Regions from separate parts of the Mus musculus genome. Here region 2 is linked to region 1. The links are chromatin loops, found by intact Hi-C in ENCODE. Cell type or tissue: heart. All regions are shown on one strand. Links, peaks and the distances in the headings refer to the core of each region. The heading gives the core; the rest is flanking DNA. Region 1 overlaps Gm29536 (predicted gene 29536). Region 2 overlaps Mogat1 (monoacylglycerol O-acyltransferase 1).

The links. A loop is a pair of places that touch in the nucleus more often than their neighbours do. Peaks named below come from ENCODE experiments on the same cell type or tissue, not always from the same donor. Only the 100,000 strongest peaks of a DNase experiment are listed, where the experiment ranks them.
Region 2: a loop joins it to region 1, with 2.6 times the contacts of the local background. A loop is called at or near these places in 2 of 42 quality-filtered maps.

Annotation. Positions count from the first base shown.
Region 1 is chr1:78,845,474-78,848,387 of GRCm38, forward strand. The region is part of intron 3 of Gm29536 (predicted gene 29536); the gene reads right to left. Among named protein-coding and RNA genes, the nearest start is that of Kcne4, 30 kb to the left of the region's middle. In heart, for the core only: a CTCF peak has its summit at 1,194 (motif pointing left); a DNase peak (open chromatin) is centred at 1,208.
Region 2 is chr1:78,535,651-78,538,564 of GRCm38, forward strand. It overlaps Mogat1 (monoacylglycerol O-acyltransferase 1), which reads left to right. Exons shown (of 7, transcript NM_026713.3): 7 at 2,294-2,523. The coding sequence ends at 2,448. Among named protein-coding and RNA genes, the nearest start is that of Mogat1, 26 kb to the left of the region's middle. In heart, for the core only: a CTCF peak has its summit at 1,342 (motif pointing right); DNase peaks (open chromatin) are centred at 1,321 and 2,181; H3K4me3 peaks cover 719 bases; H3K27ac peaks cover 472 bases.

The DNA of each region.
Region 1 (2,914 bases), core at 249-2,748:
TATTATCATTTTAGTTGGTGCAAGTTAGGGGCATGTTTGCATATTACAAAGATATTCACCTAACACTCACAGGATGTTAGGTCAAACACAGGGGTAGGTAATTCATGACTACTTATATGGCTAAAGGTAGTCCAGGATATATGTGCTTACTAACCTGTAACATTCCAGCTTTCTACAATTATTGAAAATGCAATCAGTTAATTAGCATTGTAGAATGTTTAACATATGTGCAGGCTCTCCTTCCTTCCATTTTTCTTCCTTCCTTTTTTCATATGTGTGTGTGTGTTTGTGTGTTTTTCCTGGAAGCTTCAGTTAACACTGGTTAGTTGCAAATGGTCTGTTTCTGAAGAGCCCAAAGGATGTGCCATCATCACTCTTCATGTGTTACCATAGTGATAGCAGGAGCCTGGTCCTCCAGCTGGAGTCTGCAGGCACTCACTCCAAAACCCAAGGTCTCCTTTGTTTTTCATCAATCCTAGATCCTTGCACTTGATTGCCACATAGCCTCTCATCTTTAAATTGTATTTCAAAGACTGATGGTTTTTGAGGAACATGCAAGGGTTAGATTTCTATCAAGAGACACGCAAAACAAGTATGTAAAGTAGAGCTGTTAGAGGATTTGAAAGATGAATTTGAAGTCACTTAGATTGGTGTCTTCCTTTTTCTCCACAGGGTCCTAAAATGACTTGACGGTTGGCTCAGAGTAGAATGTAGCCAGTGGATGCAGGGCTACCACTGTTCACTGTTCTTTCCTTTCTGCTTTGTTCCCGGCAGCCTCTTGCTTCCACTAGTGGACACATATGGGTCACAACTGTCCAAAAAGCACAGCAGTGTGTGTGTGTGTGTGTGTGTGTGTGTGTGTGTGTGTGAGAGAGAGAGAGAGAGAGAGAGAGAGAGAGAGAGAGAGAGAGAGAGAGAGAATATCCACAGGGGAGAGCCGTCAGAAGCTTGGGTTTCACTAGCGTTTGTTCATGTGGTTAGTTTTAATTATTTTGATTTTTTTCAAGAGAAGTTTTATCTCTCACTCAGAATTGTTTTTAAATTTATTAAAAGGTGAGCATGTGAAAAAAAGTTTACCATGTTACTAGCAGAGAAATAGAATAACTCTCTTAAATAGAACGTGTCATTTAAACTACATCAGAGGTTAGTCTAGAGGTCTACAGCAAGTCTCCTGGAGAGAATGCTGCCCCCTAGAGGCACTTTCAAATCTGTGAGGGCTGGAGGGTTGTGATTTAATTAGTGGGCGGGGCCATGATGCCAGAACATTGAAATATTTGCAGGAGACAATCCTGCACATGAAAGAAGTGATTTTCTTGACATTTATAGAGTCTTTGGACTTTTATATGTAGGTATGACATCTTCATAATAATCAGTCTTTTGTTCACATGTTACCCAAGTTATTAGAGAATTTGGTAAATTTCTTCAACTGTGGTTTAGTTCACACATAGAACAGTAGGCATTACGGGGGTGTTCTCAGTACCACAGTAAAGATGCGCCTCTTGCGCTCCATTAGTTCTCTAAGGTCCTTTACACCTTAAACTTGTTGATATTTCATTGCAAATTACAAATTGTAGCCTGTAGGCACCTGTGTATTAGTGTTTATTTTGTGTGTGTGTAATATATATGTAGATGAGCTTTGATATCAGATGTCTTCCATGAGAGTTCTCTATCTTACACACCACATTGAACCTGGCAGTCATGGATTGAACTAGTGTCCTGAGTCCTGGGGAATCCTGGCTTCAATCCTCCAAGAGCAGTAGGAATATAGATGGGTCATCATTCCCTCCAGGCATTTACACATGTGCCAAATGGTCCAGCCTTGGGTCTTCAGGCTTGATTGGCAAGCACTTTACCCACAGAGCAATCTCCCTAACCTATTTTATTTAATTGTGCTTCATATTTCTTTTAGGTATAAATAGATTATGTTATGGATGAGTGGTTTGGTTTGATTAGAGGTTGCTGTTTTGCTGCTTATTACGATTCAGAGTCTGATAATAAAAGCCTCTATTATTAAATAATTAAGTGGACACAAACATTACTTCAGTCATACTTTAATGTATTATTAAATTAACTGACCTAACTTTTATGGAGCACTTACATTTGTGATAGAGTCAAAAAAGAGAATGAGATACTGCTTTGAGCCTGGCAATGTAGAGTGGAAATGGAGCAAGGTCAACAGCTGAAATACGGGAGACAAATGTAGGGACTGGAGTGGGTAGCAGTGGAGCATATGGGAGAGGCAGTCAATGTTTGGGGTTTTGGTGAGTGGAGAAAGGAATGTTGATACAAGCTTCTTCCTGGGAAGCTGAACCTAAAAAGGCAGAATACAAATCTCTTGTCTTAGGGAAGACACCCTCCTTCCCTTCCTAGTCCCTTACCATCTATGGCTGGCTCTCAATCATGAGAGTAGGAGAACTTGCCGTGTCATTCCCTGGCTGCAACTCTCAGGAGAGTGGGCCTTGCATGTCTCCTGGGCAGCAAGGTAGAGCTGGCCCTGGTAGTGGGGCTTGTTGTTGAACTGGCTCTGAAGACATGAGAGCAAGAAAACCATTGGGTTGACCAGCTCAGTTACCTCTTAGGCTCAGAGATCCAGGGCTTTGAATTGGTCCGACCCAACATCTGCCCAATCCATGAACTGCTGGATTACATGAAGGATCCAGTTCTACAAATCCAAAACTATAGGATCTCTATGACACAGGGCAACAAGGGGAGAGGAGTCCCAGTGAGGTTCCAGTATTGGCAGAGTAGCAGAAGCCCAGAGGCCATGTAACAGACCAATGAATCATTGCAATGAACATTTGCAAACAAAGATGTGTGGACAAAGGATATACCATGTGACAGACACACTGTGACACACTATGTCTTCCATAATGAGATTTTCCCCCCTTTATTGTGGGGATGTTGCAAAGATAGA
Region 2 (2,914 bases), core at 295-2,794, 310 kb before region 1:
CCATGTGGGTGGTTCTCGCCTCACAGCCGCTTGTTCCCATTGGTCCCACTGCTCCCAGGTAGGTGGTTCTCCCCTCACAGCCGCTAGATGAGCTTCCTTGAGTTTTGTAGTCTAAGTATGGTCTCGATGATGATCAAATTGTCCCTTTATTACCTCTAGCTTATCCCTAAAAAGCATTGAGCTTTTCTAACCTTCTAATCCAGTTAGGGGACAGCTTAGGAACTGGAGGAAGGGATGCTAGGCTTAAATATTAAGTTCCTGTGATTTGGAACTTTTAACATCTCAGAGGAAAGCAGGAAGGGCTATGCTCATCTTACAAGGAGAACATCTTATGATTACTTCAGTCGAAAGGGGTAGATTTGAGCTCCTGGGAGAAGCTGCTGAAATATAACGGAACTTAATAAGAAGGGACTTAGTTAGCTGTGGTGTCCTTCCTAGGGAAAGAAGCCCTAATTGAGAGGTTGAGAGGTCACAATTCCTATAACAGTAAGCTGTTTTTACTCTGCCTTAGACAGCAATGCCTCTCTCCACAGTCCCCACTTCACCGTCCCGTTGACCTCTCTCCCTGAGGTAGTCTCACTAAAAACTACAGCTATTTCTAAAAGACTACAAGTTTACTGGTCCGTCTGTGTACAGATTTCTCAGATTTCCTTCCTCAAAGGTCACAACTGCGAGGAAGCTTTATAGAACAAGTTGTATTCTCCCATCCCTTGCCCAGGAAACTTTAGGGCAGAGAGAAAACTAAGATGGGTCCAGCCTGCTCACTATGTAGCCAAGGTTGCCCGGGAACTCCCAGCCTTCCTGCCTTCACCTCCTGAGTGCTGAAACTACAGGTATGTGCCAGCACTGGCTTGTTTCCTCCAGTTCTCTCTAATGTGTGTCAAAGGACTGGTGTCTACTGTGCATAAATCAGACTTCGTAAAGATCGAAGGAAACTGCCCTCGAGTGTTTGGAGGCTCGGTCTAGTGAAACACTCAGCAATTAGGGAGTGTCAGTCCTTCCTTCTGTGCCTCTCAACTCCCATATTCATGGTCTTTATCACTTGCTGCCTCTTTATTCCTTCACGATTGCTTAGGTTTTTAAAAAATAACCACCTTCCATTACTGGCACAGGTTCGCTCTGTATGTAGCTTGAAGAAAGACAAAGGAACCCACCCCCACCCGACTCCCCTTTGCGTACTGCATCCCCCCACCCCCACCCCCCTACAGCGGCGCTCACAGTCCTCATGCCCAAGCGAATGACTTCAGAAGGAGTAGTTTGCTTCAAGGTTTGAAGTTAACCACCCGGCTCATCCTGGCCTTGGGCGCATAGCAACACCAGGCCAGCAGGGGGTGCAGTGTATACAGGCCGTCAAAGACTTGTATTTCTGAATTTCCAAATTCTGAGATTGTTATGTAAACGTCTTTTAAAATATGTACAGAAGCCGCCAGATTTATTTACAACCAATAGGTATTTTTGTAATTATACAGATGAAACAGATACTTTTGGGGGGGGGGAACATTCATACGATACAGGTAAAATAAATGTGCTGTTCCCCACCCCTGACCCAATCCCCAAAGGAAAATGTTGATCTTGCCAGGTTTTTCTTGTACACTGAAAATATTGGTGCACCTAGAAATTTATTTTTTTATAGATGGGATCACACTTCATTTTGCAACTTTTCTTAGACATTTTAGGCACTGTGTGTGCCACGTTATTTGTTATTTCTTTTTTTAAAAAAGATAGCTGCCTAAGATTCCGGTGAATAACTGGAATGTAGCTCAGCCTATGTAACTGTTTTCCTAATGAGCTGTGGTTGCTTTCAGTTTTGTGACTAGATGACTTTCTCGCACAGAGACTTCGCTGTAAGTAAGTGACATTTTCAATTGTTCTGAAAGATATTTTTTAAAAAGTCATAATAGAGGATGTCACGTGACCTGAACATTTCACAGTCAGTCACAATAAGAACCCTGTGGTCTTGCTTGTCAGCTGTGCCCAGGGGAGAATGAGAGTGACGTGGCTCGCAGCAACGCCTACTCTGCGCACAGCTGCAGTCGGCACAGCAGCGCATTTGACTCAGAAGTCAAACCACAGAATGACAGCTCAGTGTCTGCTGAGAAGGGAAACTCTTTATTTGTTGTCGAGTGGGATGGTGTGACTGAGGTAGGCAGCCAGTGAGCTGAGGAGAGGACTGGAGCCAGCGGGCTGGAGGGAAGCCGATTGGCAGCCCAGCGCTCAGCTGCCCACGGGAGACCCAGGCTGCGGGTGGAGTGGTGGCTGTCCTCAGGGATGACACGTGCTCTGTTTTCCACAGTTGGCCGCCCCATCCCTGTTCAGCAGACTCTGAACCCGACCTCAGAGCAGATTGAAGAGCTGCATCAGACATACCTAGAGGAGCTAAAGAAACTGTTCAATGAACACAAAGGGAAATATGGGATTCCGGAGCACGAAACTCTGGTATTTAAATAACCTCCTTCCTCCAAGGCATAAGAAAGGAAGGCAAGAAAGCATCGTTGAGAAAATAAATAAATAATTTCTCTGGTTTTTGTTTTGTTTTTGTTTTTTGTTTGTTTGTTTTGACTCTAGAATCAAGTTGCAGCTGAAAAGAATTAGTGGTGAAGACCACTGCTGTTATTTTATACTGTGATAAATAAAAATACAGGAAAATGGAGGTCTGGGGTTATGACCAAGTGGTACAATGCTTACCTACCATGGGTAAGGCTCCAAGGTTGGTTCATAACAGTGGAAAATAAAAATACACTAGATGATTATAGCACAGGATTGAAGATGACTAAGACTTAAAAATCTTCTGAATTTAGGGAGACTATATCATTCTTCAGGTTCCTAAAAGTCTTAGAATTACTCATGCGCTCAGAGCAAAAGCAAAATACCAACTTCAAAGCGCCTCTAGACACTAACTGAGCAATTCTGTGGC